Regions from separate parts of the Mus musculus genome. Here region 2 is linked to region 1. The links are chromatin contacts, found by POLR2A ChIA-PET in ENCODE. All regions are on one chromosome and are shown on one strand. The core of a region is the stretch at or near the end of the contact, and the rest is flanking DNA. Distances in the headings are between cores, read along the strand shown. Region 1 holds the start of Slc27a1 (solute carrier family 27 (fatty acid transporter), member 1). Region 2 holds the start of Insl3 (insulin-like 3).

What was found. ChIA-PET counts read pairs that join two places held with the same protein, here RNA polymerase II (POLR2A).
Region 2: POLR2A ChIA-PET joins it to region 1 with 16 read pairs in embryonic stem cell. The contact joins the promoter of Insl3 here to the promoter of Slc27a1 in region 1. POLR2A ChIA-PET finds 5 or more read pairs at or near these places in 4 of 5 experiments (Patski and embryonic stem cell).

The regions. Positions count from the first base shown.
Region 1 is chr8:71,566,100-71,573,041 of GRCm38, forward strand. Slc27a1 (solute carrier family 27 (fatty acid transporter), member 1) reads left to right here and starts at 4,495. Exons shown (of 12, transcript NM_001357182.1): 1 at 4,495-4,789. The coding sequence starts at 4,623. Nxnl1 (nucleoredoxin-like 1) reads right to left here and starts at 550. Exons shown (of 2, transcript NM_145598.2): 1 at 155-550. The coding sequence starts at 480.
Region 2 is chr8:71,684,080-71,691,075 of GRCm38, forward strand. Insl3 (insulin-like 3) reads left to right here and starts at 5,173. Exons shown (of 2, transcript NM_013564.7): 1 at 5,173-5,353; 2 at 6,093-6,498. The coding sequence starts at 5,179. The coding sequence ends at 6,286. Jak3 (Janus kinase 3) reads left to right here. Exons shown (of 25, transcript NM_010589.6): 15 at 1-6; 16 at 138-289; 17 at 405-555; 18 at 1,087-1,226; 19 at 1,306-1,495; 20 at 1,670-1,794; 21 at 1,874-2,046; 22 at 2,776-2,893; 23 at 3,160-3,270; 24 at 3,961-4,083; 25 at 6,093-6,498. The coding sequence ends at 4,068.

The DNA of each region.
Region 1 (6,942 bases), core at 3,245-5,744:
GCTGTGATGGAAGAGGGATGGAACACCTCTTTTTTTTTCCCCTGTGGGTGGTGGTGGAGGAATACCTCTTTATGCACAAGTAGTACCAGGACAGTAAACCTCCAGGGAAATGCCTTCTCCAGGAAGCCCTCCCTGGTCTTCCCTGGGGCCTCACCTCCTCAGTTCATCATGGAACGGCAGGAAGAGCCATTTTTCAGGCATGTCCCTGAGGAAGAGGTCCTGTTGCTCCTCTGTAGGGTCCTGGGACACATAGACCAGGGCCAGCTGTGCTGCCCGCAGCACGTAGAACTCGTCAGTGAGCCGCACGAAGAAGTCTTTGAGGACTGGGGCAAAGGCCTGGCACTGGGGACAGGCGCCGGCGCCGAAGAACAGCAACACCAGACGATTCTCTAACCTACGGCTCAGCTCTGCCTCTGTCTCCACTTCATCCTGGTCGCTGTTGTTCCTGATCAAGATGCGTCCAGAGAAGAGAGATGCCATGGTAGCAGTATGCAAGGAGCTGGGGACCCAGAGAGGGATCCGATGTGGCCTGGAGCCTGCTGATTCTCAGGGCCCCCAAGAATAATACCCTCAGAAACCAGATTAGCCTGGTTAGATCCTCCTGCTGACCTCTACAGAGCCAGAATTGGGGGTTGGGGGAGGGAGGCCTCATGAACCTTCAACAGAGCCACACTACTGCAAGATACTAACAAAACAGAGTCTGAGCCCAGCACTGTGGCAGAAGGATCACTGCAAGACCCAGGACATCCTGAGATATGTCAAAAAAAAAAAAAAAAAAAAAAAAGAGAGGAACTGGGGCACTGCTGCAACTGGGGCCCCTGCCTAGAATACCCCAGTGAGGAGGAGGCATGGCTCAGGGCCTGGCTTCCGCTGTCCACAACAGAGAATAAAACAAAACAATAAACTCCAGTAAGTGTGTCCCCTTACTTTCAAGGTGTGTCACTCAAGGTAGTTGTGCTCAAGGAAGTTGGACATGCTCCCATACAACTTAAAGAACTTTTGTTTTTATTTTTGTTGTTGTTGTTGTTGGAGATAGGGTCTCCGTGTAGCCCTGGCTGTCCCGGAACTCACTCTGTAACCTGGGCTGACCTTGAATTCAGAGATCCACCTGCCTCTGGCTCCCAAGTGCTCAGATTATAGGCGTGCACTAGTACTGTCAGGCCTTGTCTTCGAGAGAGGATTTCTTGTAGCCCATGCTCTCCTCAGATTCCCTATGTAGCCAAGGTTGACCCTGACCCTCCTGCTGTACTAGGGTGTGAATCCTGGTGTCTGCAAAGACAGAGCAGGCACAGAGGAGAGCAGAAGACTGCAGAAACGTTCATTTTCTGCCACAGGAAGGAACACAGGTGTCATTTCCAAAGCAAGGTCCTGTGGACTCCCATCCCTGAGCATGTCCCACTGTTTTAACATGTTTATGGTAGGAGGTCACACATGCACAATGCTCTTATGGTGAGGAGAGGAAAACATGCTGGCATTGGTTTTCTGCTTTCACTTACATCCTGGGCATTGAACTCAGGTCACCAGGCTTGGCGGCAAGCGCCTTTACCAGCTGAGCCCTCTCTTCAGTCCTGGGCATGCTCAGCTATCTCCATCAGTTTCAAGCAGATGATAAAGGCCACTCTGCTCGAGTGTCAGCTCTGGGGTTAGTCACGAGCACTGACTGTGCTAGCTTTAAAGGTGTCAGTACAGGAGCCTTCCTTCCATCTCCCAGGTCTCTGTGTCCCGCTGCAATCTCCACTTGCTATGCAGCCAGTGTTGACCTTGGAGTTCCCACCCCTGCCTTGTTTATGAGGCAAAGGCAGGACCCCAGGATTTCCTGCTTTCTGGGCAAGCATTCTACCAAGTGCGGCTCTTCTTCCACACCTTCAGCTTTCCCAGTCAGGAACGGTCTAGCTTTATAGCTCAGGCCTCCTCAGCCTCACAAGCCTCTTCCTCCCTCTTCCTAAAATGGGGCTCAGAGGCAAGCCACCAGCCTTTATTTTCATTTCTTTGTATGTATGTACATATGTGTGTGCAAACGTATGATGTGCTGTGTGTGGAAGTCAGAAAACAACTCTTGGGAGTTCTCTTTCACCATGTGGGTCCTGGGGTTCAAGCAGAAGTCCTCAGATTTGGCAGCAATTGCCTTTACCTGCAGAGCCAGCTAGTCAGCCTGCCATCAACCTTTCAGATTTTGGGGAGCAAGGATGGGGAGCAGGTGCAGAGAATCTGATGAGGGGTCAAGAGCCCTAAACCTAAGCCTAAGAGCTTAAACTTAGCACTCTATAAACTAGGAGAAGGGGGGGGGTGCGAAGAAAGAGGAAGGGAGTAGAGGGCACAAGCTGGGGAGAGGAGGAAGTGGGGCAAAGGGCACAGGAGATGTTCCAGGAACATCGAAACAGGAGGAGGCAGTGAGCAAGTAGGAGGGCAGGCAGCAGGGCTGAATCCCAGCTGGGGGGGACGGCTGCAGCATTCAGTGTCTTTACCTGTAAAACTGGGGTAGAGGGGGAGAGGGCTGGTCTAGAGGGTTCTTGTTGACCCCTGGCTGGCTGGGCCGAGATCTTCATCACCACCACCACCCCCATCCCACCCACCTCTCTGAGACCAATGGCAGCTGCGGGTGGGGGTGGGGCCGCACTTGCCCAGCCTTGGCCTTCGAGTGGCGCTGGAAGCAGGCCCTGGCTGGCTTCTTCCCAAGGAGAGCTGTGGGAAGGTCGGCCAAGCGGGACAGAAAACAAGCTAGTCCGCAGGGTGGGCAGGGGGGTGTGGGAGGGTGGTTGGGAGGGAGGGACAGGGTAGAGGCACTCAGGGGCGCTGTGAGAAGCGCCCAGGACTCTGCAAAGGGCTCATCCCCTGAAGGGACCCACCAGCTAGGCCTGAGCTCAGAACTTCCCAGTCCAGACTTCTGTGAGAACCTGCGAGGGAGCAGCAAGGGCCAGGGATCTGTAAGCCTCAGAAGGTCATCTTGACAGCAAGGGTGGGGGCACCCCAGCAAGAGGCTAGGGATTGGGGCGCCTCTGGATAGGCGCTTAGGATTCTGGAATGCTAACATGGCTTGAGGGGGCTCTTGCCTTTGGGGAGCAACAAGAGATTCTGGGGTGCATTACGGTCTCTTGGGGGTGCTCCTGGCGTGCAAGAAAGGGTCATGTCGAGGGAGGATGGGAGCTGATGTGAGCCCTGGGGTAATGGGATGTGACTTGTTAAGGTTTGGGAGGTAGAATTGGGATTTGGGGGCTCCTTATCTCAAAGAGCTGCCTTTGCAGCTCTCTCCACCCCCGGGTGTGAATTTCGACTTTCTCGGAGTCTGGAATGCTGAGAAGCCTCGGGGCTTGGATCTAGGACAAGCTGGATCAGGCAAGCTCCAGCACAGGCAGGCGCTGGGCGGGAGTGGGTCATGGGCGCAGGGATGGGGATCTTGCAGACTTTCTGGGATTTAGCGGGACGGAGCCACACCCCTGGAGCCATAGCCCCGCCTTCAGCACCTGCTTGTTTTCACCGCTTGGTTGCCGTGGAGACTCGTAGGTACCCTGGGCTAGCCGCTCTAGCTTGAGAGTCTCGTTGGGTTGCGGGCTCTCTGGCCCGCGGTTCTTCTCGATGGCCTAAGCCTTCCGGAAGGGGGTCGGCCGGTGCGGAGCCGGGTTGAGGGGCTGAGAGCTTTTGGCCGCGGATTGGAAGGTTTGGGGCGGGACTAGGTGGGCCGCACGGACCGGGCCTCTCTGTGAACAGTGACTGTCGAAGCCTGGAGGCAACGCGGGAGGCTCAGGTAGAATCTGGGTCCCGAATGCCAGATAGTCTCGGGACTGTGGGCGGGCCCGCGCCTGTGGGCGGAGCCATAGGCATCACCTGGCGCGTAGCCCGGGTCAGTGCGGAGGTGCGGATGGGGGCGGAATGTTGGGACTGCTGAGGGCGGGGTCAAAGGCTTCACCTGTAGGGAGGGATTTGAGGGTAGAGTGATCACCTGTGAGCTAGGGGGGTGGGGTCACAGGCCTTCATCTGGAGGAGGAGCCTCGATCAGGTTGCCGGACTTTGATTTGAGGCTCCCAATGTGGGCGGAGAAAGAGGCCTCAGTTGGGGCGTGGCCTAATGATGAGGGGGATGATGGAGGCTGTCCTTGTAGGAACACCCAGCCTCTGAGGCCGGATAAGCATGAGGATAACAAGTGAATTTTGAGACACAGAGGAGGGATGAGGCGACATTAGGGCATGGCCTGGACCATTGGCTGCGAAGGGCCTAGGTGTGTGCGGGTTACTAGGCGACCCCAGGCTTGGAGGGCTGAAGCTCAAGGGTGGAGCTTGACCGTGGGGGTGTCTAGCCACGTGGTCAGTGCTTGGGGAAGGGGGGAGGTCTGGCTTTGATGGGCGGAGGATAAAGATTGATATGGAAGTAGCCAATCCCAGGCCTTGAGGCGGTCAATGTTAAGTAAACTGGTTGGATTTGGCTTTCTTGGTGCTTAGCTCAGCGGCGGCGGGGCGGGACCTGATACTAAGGTACACGCTGGGGGCGGGGCCAGGCTTGTAGTAAAAGCGTTTGGGTTTAGGCTACAGTGTGGAAAAAGAACGCGGCCAGGGTCTGTGACGTGACCTGGGCGGGATCAGGACTAGGTGGGAGGCGGTACCTGCGGTCTCAGCTGTGTGCTCCGCAGGATGCGGGCTCCTGGAGCAGGAACAGCCTCTGTGGCCTCACTGGCGCTGCTTTGGTTTCTGGGACTTCCGTGGACCTGGAGCGCGGCGGCGGCGTTCTGTGTGTACGTGGGTGGCGGCGGCTGGCGCTTTCTGCGTATCGTCTGCAAGACGGCGAGGCGAGACCTCTTGTAAGTAGATGGAGTTGAAATTTAGGGGTCGTGGATGCATGGCCCTCGGGCGAGCTAGAGTCTTGCAGGGTGGTGTGAGGGTCCCCTTATGGCCTGAATTTGGTTTTATTGTCTGGGCTGGGGCCAGAAGGTGGAATGACTGACTGGAGGGCTCTGCAGGGTCCTGCAGAAGACAGAACTCTGGGGGGAATTGTTAGGGTGGTCGTTTGCCACCGTTAGAGTGGGTAGCTGGTGGGTATTGAGAGTACTAGGGGTTCCGGTGGCGTGGTGTAGACTGTGAGAGGCTTCTGTGGGATTAGTGGGGTGACCCACTGTCCAGATTCTTGGAATGAACAGGTTTGGGGTGAAGGAGCATCTTGCGGAATCTACAGGACTAGGGTGTCTAAAGAATCTGTAGTGTTGGCCCCTCAGATAACATGTGAGTGTGGAACTTTGACTATTATTCAGGGTCGGTGGGACGGTCTCTATGTATGCACAGTGTATGCACAGCGTCTCTGAGGAGTCAGGGTGTGCAGGGAACATGGAGGCTTCTGGGGTAACCTTAGTGTTGATGGAATTCAAAGTCTCAGGTCAACCCTTGTGGGACCATCTGGGTGCCTTCACAGATCTTCAGGGAGGCAGACTGGGCATCGTTAAGAGTGAGGAAACAGGTTTATGGGGGTGGGGGCAGAGCAGAATGGTGTGGAATGGGGGGTCACAGACTTACTGGCTCTGAGCTTTCTTTTTTTCTTTCTTTTTTTCTTTTCTTTTTTTTAGTGGTTCTCACCTGCCTTTGCTTCCTGGATTGACTTTCTTTCTTCCTTTCTCTCTTTCTTTCTCTCTTTCTTTCTGTTTTTTCTTCTCCTAAAGAAGCAAAGAAACTTCATTTGAAGCAAATTAGTCATGTGGTCAGAGATGACACTGTGAGGAGTGACAGTCGCTCCCAAGGACTCCAGGTCTTGTTTTGGGAAATGGGCTCTCATGTAGCCCAGGCTGGCCTGGAACTCTTCATGGAGCCCAGGCTGTCCTGGAACTCCCGATCCTCTCCCTTTATCTCCCCTGTACTAGGGTGACACATGAGGTTGCTGCTGTGCCAGGGTGTAGCACAGGACTTTTGCATTCTGCCCACTGAGCCCAGGCTCAGTCTTTGCTTTACCTTGGGAGACAGGCTTTCATGAAATTCAGTTTCCCATTTCTTCCTTTTCTCTTTTTTGTCTTTCTCCCCATTCCTCTGTCTTGTCTTTCTTTCCCAGGCTGGTCTGGAACTTGAGATCCTCCTGCCTCAGGCTCTGGGATTAACGGGCCAGTGGCAGTGTTAAAATGAGTGTAGTCCACTTGTTGAGATGGCTCAGCACCTAGAAGGCTTGATGCTATTCCAGAGGGCCTGGGTCTGGCTCACTACCAAGCTCTAGTTCCAGGTCATCTGCCGCCATCTTCTGTCCACTGCAGGCTCCTGTGCCCATGTGTGCACATACACACATACAAGCTCTCACATATGTTTTAATGAGCAGAAGAAAGCAGAGCATGGGTGTATAACTCACCCAGTATGACAGGAGGCCATTGGCAGGTGTGGCAGTGTGACTGCAAACCTGGCTGGCTGCTGTGAACAGCCTTCACTTTTGGAATTGTCTTTTCTCATTGTCTTTGTTGTTTTGTTTTGTTGGTTTTTTTTTTAAATTATTTTTATTTCATATGTGTTGGTGTTTTTCCTGCATGTATGTCTGAGTGAGGGTGTCAGATCCTTTGGAATTGGAGTCACTGAGAGTTGTGAGCTGCCCTGTGGGTGCTGGGGATTGAACCCCGGTCCTCAGAAGAGTAGCCAGCACTTTTAACTGCTGAGCCCTCCTTGTCTTTTGTTGTTGTTGTTAATGTTTTTGAACCTGGATCTCCCCAGAGCCCAAGATGGCTTTAAACTCTCAACTCTCTTGCCTCGGCCTTCCAGTGCTGGACATCCCCGCCCTGCTGTGTCCAGTTCACCTGCTGTACAGGAGCATCTGCCAAACCCTGCCGAGTCTCTCAAGGGACTTTGCTGCAGGCTTGAGTTCTGGGGCTCTGGATGAAAGAAGCTGGGGGCGGGAGAGGCCCTGGGAAGGGCCAGGCTGGACAGAGGTGTCTTTGTACTCGGTGTGGGGGTGGCTTGGGCAGCTGCCAACCTGGGTGCCAGAACATGTAGT
Region 2 (6,996 bases), core at 3,923-6,422, 120 kb after region 1:
TGGAAAGTGAGTACAGGCTAGCCTCACCCACTATACCCCGTGTCTGCAGCCACACGTGGTCACACAGGGCCTGCACTGGCAAAGGGGACCCTTTGTGCAAAGGTGACCATGACAGTTCTCACTCCCACGTTCTCCAGTGCTCACCGACAGAATACCCTGGGTGGCCCCCGAATGTCTCCAGGAGGCTCAGACACTCGGCTTGGAGGCTGACAAGTGGGGCTTTGGAGCCACCACGTGGGAGGTGTTCAGCGGGGGACCCGCCCACATCACCTCGCTGGAGCCCGCCAAAGTCAGAACCGGTGGTCTCGGCCTTCTGGGCCCGGTGAGGGGAGGGGGATATCGTGAGGGTAGGGTTAAATCGCGAGCTGAGCATCGCAACACCGAAGTGAACCCTCGTCCCTTAGAAGCTGAAGTTCTATGAGGACCAGGGACAGCTGCCCGCTCTCAAATGGACAGAACTGGCGGGACTTATCACACAGTGCATGGCCTATGATCCTGGCCGGCGCCCCTCCTTCCGAGCTATCCTCAGAGACCTCAACGGCCTCATTACATCAGGTGCCGGAGAGGGGGGGGCGGCAGGGGCGGAGAGGGTCCCTGAGCTGGGTCCAGGAAGTTTGCTGGTTCTAGCAGTCAGCGTGAACTAAGACAGCTGCTGCAACAAACCTAAGACCCGATCTGCATTTGTTTTGCAGTGTAGCCCAGGTTGGTGTTTTACAATGTAGCCCAAACTAGCATCTCAGGCTGGATTTCTCCCTGCTTCACCATCATGGGTGCTGGGATTTGGTTTTATTTTGTTATTCTTAAATTTTGTCGACAAGATGTTCTCATCTGAGGGTATCCAAGTCACAGACTGGCGTCACTGCATGGCTCTGTCTCTCGGGTCCCCTTTTGTCTGTAGCCGTTGGGGTCCCACAGAGTGTGCCTTTGCCCGGACAGTGGTCGTTCTCATTCCCCATTAAGTACTTGTGGGCGTCTCATAACGCACAGAGAGAGCAAGGTTCAGGTGGAGTTTACACACCAATTCAGTTTGGGATTGAGGCAGAGACTTACCACTTACCCCACTTCCTCACGTGATCCCCGCCCTAGATTACGAGCTCCTCTCAGACCCCACACCTGGCATCCCGAGTCCTCGAGATGAGCTGTGCGGTGGCGCCCAGCTCTATGCCTGCCAGGACCCCGCCATATTCGAGGAGAGACACCTTAAGTACATCTCTTTGCTGGGCAAGGTGAGTGGGCGGGCATGTGGGGGAGGAACGTGGGTGGGTGGATGGGTCAGGTGGACACTGCCCTCTCATCCTCCCACAGGGCAACTTTGGCAGCGTGGAGCTGTGCCGCTATGACCCCCTGGGGGACAATACGGGACCCCTGGTGGCAGTGAAACAGCTACAGCACAGCGGGCCAGACCAGCAGAGGGACTTCCAGCGGGAGATTCAGATCCTTAAGGCTCTGCACAGCGACTTCATCGTCAAGTACCGGGGAGTCAGCTATGGGCCAGGTGAGCGGCAGCAGCATCTCGGGAACGGGTTCGAGTCCCGCTTCTACCCTTTCCCAGTAGGGCCCTGTTGAACAAGGTCGTTAACTCCCATGAATCCCAGCTTCTATAGCTGGAGGTTGAACGAATCAATACACCCAGTAGAAGGTGCTCGAGAGCTACTGTCGCTGTTCGCAGGTCGCCAGAGCCTGCGGTTGGTGATGGAGTACCTGCCCAGCGGCTGCCTGCGAGACTTCCTGCAGCGCCATCGCGCGCGCCTGCACACCGACCGCCTACTGCTGTTCGCTTGGCAGATCTGCAAGGTGCGAGCATCGCGGAGATCGGGATGGGGTCTCTGGGGTCCGGGATCCCGGGCCCACGTGCTATCATGGCTCTCTGCAGGGCATGGAGTACCTGGGTGCGCGCCGCTGCGTACACCGTGACCTGGCTGCGCGCAACATCTTGGTGGAGAGCGAGGCTCATGTGAAGATCGCGGACTTCGGCCTCGCTAAGCTGCTGCCCCTGGGAAAGGACTACTACGTGGTCCGCGAGCCTGGCCAAAGCCCCATCTTTTGGTACAAGACCAAGACTCCAGACGTCACGCCCACTGAGCCCCAACTCCCGCACTCTACAGCCTTAAACCGGTCCAGACCCAGCTCCACCTCAGTAGCTTTGCCCTCGCAAAGGCCTTGCCCACAGCAGGGTCAGCCCTATAGCCACGATCCACGAAGCCATGCTCACAACTCTACAGATGTACCCCTCTCAACTTAGTCAGGACTACCCCACCCACCCCACAGAGTGATGCTCCACTCGGTTTAGCCACGCCCCCCATTGTTCTGGCTCCATCCTCCTTGACCAGTCTGCAAAGCCCGTCACAGGTCTCTTTTCTAGCTCCGTCCCTCCGCAGGGCCCTGCCTTTCACGCTCTATGGGGTCCGCCCCTCTTAGCGTCTTCTACTTCTCCGTCCATCTTACTCTGCTTTCCCGTCGCTGGCTCCTCCCCTTATGACATTTACGCCTATCTGCCCAGGCACTTTTCCAGCTGCCTGTCATCCAATGCTGACCCACTCAAAGCCCCGTCCTTAACACTTAGAGTCCCTCTCTCAGCCTGGCCACGCCCACAGGTCACCAGACAGCCTCTGAGTCGCCTTCTGGGGGCCGTGCTAGTAGGAAGTCTCCTGTTCACGCCCCTTTCCTCACCCCAGACTGGCCATACTTCACATTGACGACTCCCTCCCCAGGCCACTGTTTCACACCCTGCCCACTCTCCTCACTGGCCACACCACACCTCTGTCCGGCTCTCAGGTATGCCCCGGAGTCCCTATCTGACAACATCTTCTCCCGCCAATCTGACGTGTGGAGCTTCGGAGTGGTGTTGTACGAGCTCTTCACCTACTGCGACAAGAGCTGCAGCCCATCCGCTGTGCGTCGCCTGCCCCATCCCTCGGTCCTCCCTCTTGATCTCCAAATCCCCTCCTGACCTCTAGCCCCTATCCTGACCCCAGCCCTTCCTCCTGACCTCCAGATCATCTCCTGACCTCAGTCCTCCCTCCGGAATCCCAGCCCTTCCTCCTCATCTCCAGATCCCTTCTTGACCCCAGCCCTTCCCCTGACCCCCAGCCCTTCCTCATGACGTCAGCCCCCTTCCTGACCCTAACAGTCCTGCCCTAACTTGCTCCTCTCCCACAGGAGTTCCTGAGCATGATGGGGCCTGAGCGTGAAGGACCCCCGCTCTGCCGCCTCCTGGAGCTGCTGGCAGAGGGCCGACGCCTCCCACCACCTCCCACCTGCCCCACCGAGGTGAGGAAGGAGGACTCAAGTTTCTCAGTTTCAATTCTTGATTGACAGCAGCGGTGCCTGACTGGGAATACTTTACAGGATGAGGGACGCTCAGCTTCAAGGGCTTCAGAAATGTGGTTTTCACTTTTGTTGAGGCAAGGTCTTGCTATGTAGCCTTGTCTGGCCTGGAACTCGACATCCTCCTGCCTCAGTTTCTCCTGGACTGAGAAGACAAATGTATGTGCCACCACAACCACCCCCCAACTCCATATTTCAATTTTTCTTTTATTATTTACTTATTTATTTTTTACAGTGCTGAGATTTGAAGCCAGGGTCTTACTCATGCTAGGCAAGCACGCACCCTGTGTCATGATAATTCGGGGGATGGGGGTTGGGGAAGGGAGGCGCAGCCGCTTCCAGGAGTGAATGGCGCCTATTGGAGGAGCCAGGAGAGGTCATTCCCAGTAGGAGACATGGCTGTGGGCTGGGGTGGAGTAAGAGAAGCAGATGTGCGGCGAGATGGGGGATGTGTGCCTGTCACCCTAGCCATCTGCAGGCCAGGGCAGGAGTGTTGCCACAGGCAAACTTAGTTTCTGTTCAGAGATCCATAAGGAGCCATGGAGAGCTGTGGAGAAGAGTAGGGGGCCATTAAACTGAGTGGAAACCACGCCTCTCAGCTCAGGCACCCCCCACCTTGCTTCCCACCACCAGGTTCAGGAGCTCATGCAGCTGTGCTGGGCGCCCAGCCCGCACGACCGGCCAGCCTTCGGCACCCTGAGCCCCCAGCTGGACGCGCTGTGGCGTGGAAGACCCGGATAGCAGCCAGGGGCGAGAGTGAGCTTGGTTCCTATGATCTGGCTGTGTGACCTCAGGCAGGAAACTGTCCCTTTCTGGGCCCCATCACCCCCTTATCCCCTCTGGCCACTCCTTCCCATCATTCTTTCTTCCCAGAATGGGGATATTAAATATGTGACCCCAGGCTCTGCGCGGTTGTCAGCACCTCTGGAAATGCCTTACTGGCACGTCTGCCTTCTGCAAAACTCAGAACCCCATGTCCCAGCAGCACCCTAGTCTTGGCCAGAAACCCACCCAGACCCCCAAACCCTCTCTTGACTCCAGGTCTGTGCCCAGTCCCTTGCTCCCCTGACTGTGGGCTTTTAGGGGCTGTGAAAGCCTTAGCCTGACCTCCTGACAGTCTGGGTTCTGTGAGTGTTTGTTGAATGAATTCAATAGAAAAGATGGTTTGTGACTGGAGTTGGGGGTGTAGAAGAGCTGGCTTACAGGGTGTGGTATAGGCTGGGGGGACAAGTGTGGGGCTGGAGGGAGGCACATCTGGGAGAGTAGAGGTCTTGGCCAGATCCCAAGGACACCCCATCCCCTCCTGCTCAGCTGTGGTCCTTGGCTCGCCAGGGGAACTGGTTCCGGGCAGAGGCGGTTCTAGGGGCAGAGGCCAAGGCTGGAGCTAGACTGAGCCAGCCCTGTGCACCCCAGGACAGTGCCTGCCGTCACCCAGAACAGTCCGGAGGTGGTGAAACAGGAAAGGAACCATTTAGACTTATCCTTCTGTCTTCCAGCCTTAATTTCCCTCTTTGACAAAACCAAGTCATAAATACCTCCTCCCACCTCCTTTACAACCTAAACTGCCTCCAACTCACAGCAATTCTCCTGCCTCAACTTTTTCAGTGCTAGTAAGACATGTGGGCTTCACCCTTACAAAGGGGCGCTTGGCTTGTTTTAAATGTTGGGGAGCGGCTCCTGGCACAGCGCCGCACCTGGGAGAGGACTTCAAGGTCCCAAGCTGGACACACAGCCCCTGACCGTGACTCGAGCCTCGACCTTTTGGGTGCTGCTTGCCTGTGTTCCCGCCAAGGCCCATGGGCGGCGCGAGGCAGTTATAAGGAGCATCCCTGCCCACTGCCTCCTGCCACCATGCGCGCGCCGCTGCTACTGATGCTCCTGGCTCTGGGGTCCGCGCTGCGCTCCCCGCAGCCCCCCGAGGCACGCGCCAAGCTCTGCGGCCACCACCTGGTGCGCACGCTGGTGCGGGTGTGCGGCGGCCCACGCTGGTCGCCCGAGGCCACGCAGCCTGTGGAGACCCGGGACCGTGAGTGGGGACAAGCGGGGCGGTTGGACACGCGTGGATAACCGAGGGGGAGACGCTGGCACGGTGGCGCCCCCTCCTGATAGCAAAGACTGGAGTCCTCATGGATTTTTAGATTTTAATTTTTCCCTATTTTTGGATTTTTGGGACGGGGGTCTCATGTGGACCAGGCTGGATTCAAACTTACAATGTAGTCAAGCTGAGCTGTTTGCCTTACTTAGGCTTGAGTACTTAGCTGACTGGCATAAGCCACCACTCGGTTTATAAGCCACCACTCGGTTTATTATTTATTAAAGACAGACTCTTATTAGAGTCAACCTAAAGTCATTTCAAAGTCGCGGAATCCTCCTGCCTCGGCAGTTCTGGGGTCACTGGGATATGGCCCTTTCTGGGGATTCTGGGCAGGAACTCTACCTCCAGGCCCAGAGGACGGAAGAGGACAGAGGTCCCTGTGTCCCTGTGCACAGCCGTGGGTGGCGATTGTAGGAATGTATGGTCCCCTCCTGAAACAGAGAGTGCCGTCCAGGGGTTCACAGGGCGAACCCGGGACTGCGTGCAGTTCTAGGGACTCTCACCCTTCCATGGCCACAAACTGGGGTGCACAGGAGGTATATGGGCACACGCAGTTGGGAGGTGAGTGTGGCACCAGGTGAGAGTTACATGGTATTCAGCAGGCGCTCTATGTGTGCTCCTATGTCTCTGGCCGGTGTGGGGGAGGGACTTAAGCTGACTTCTGTTCCAGGGGAGCTGCTGCAGTGGCTAGAGCAGAGACATCTCCTGCACGCGCTGGTGGCCGACGTGGACCCAGCGCTAGACCCGCAGCTTCCTCTCCAGGCTTCTCAGCGCCAGCGCCGCAGTGCCGCCACCAACGCTGTGCACCGCTGCTGTCTTACTGGCTGCACCCAGCAAGACCTGTTGGGTCTGTGTCCCCACTGAAGGGGCACAGGGCTCAGGCGGTGCGTCCTTAATTGCTCCCCACCTCCTGGCTATGTCATTGCAACAATCCAGTTTGCCTTGGAGGATCCCTAGTTTATTCATAGATCGCAGTAAGCAAGGACCACAGGCCCTGTCCCCAAGAAGCCCCATCATGACCTGTGCCCACCTCCTCCCTGTGTCCCAAAAAGTCTAAATAAAAAAGCAACTTCATACTTTTTTTCCCCCCTGGGAAAAGCAACAAGGAGGGGGGGGCAGGAGGATGTGACTCTGCTCTGGTCACACACAGACCAGACCGGAGGCACCACCAGGATCTACTGGGGCAACCAAGGCGTGTCAGGAGCTCTTTACAAGGCTGTGAAGTACACAGTAGGTGCACAATAGACAGTACAAGCACTCCTGAAGCACCAAACACACCAGGTATGTTGTACAATGTTATCCTAGGCTGGTGAGGTGGAGGCAAGGGGATTAGGAGTTTAAGATCATTCTTGGCTCTAAGGGTCAGCCTTGGCTATCAAGGCCAGCCTGGACAAATGAGACCCTGTGTCTAAAGAAAAACAAACAAACAAAATAACTACAAGGTGGTAGGCAGTGTAGGATCAGAACTGAGCTCAACCAGGGCTGAGGCAGCCAGGTGGGGAGACCAGATTGGTCTGGAAGGTTCCCTGTTCTACAGCTGAGGTTTCAGGAGCTATGAAGGGTGCGAGAGCTGG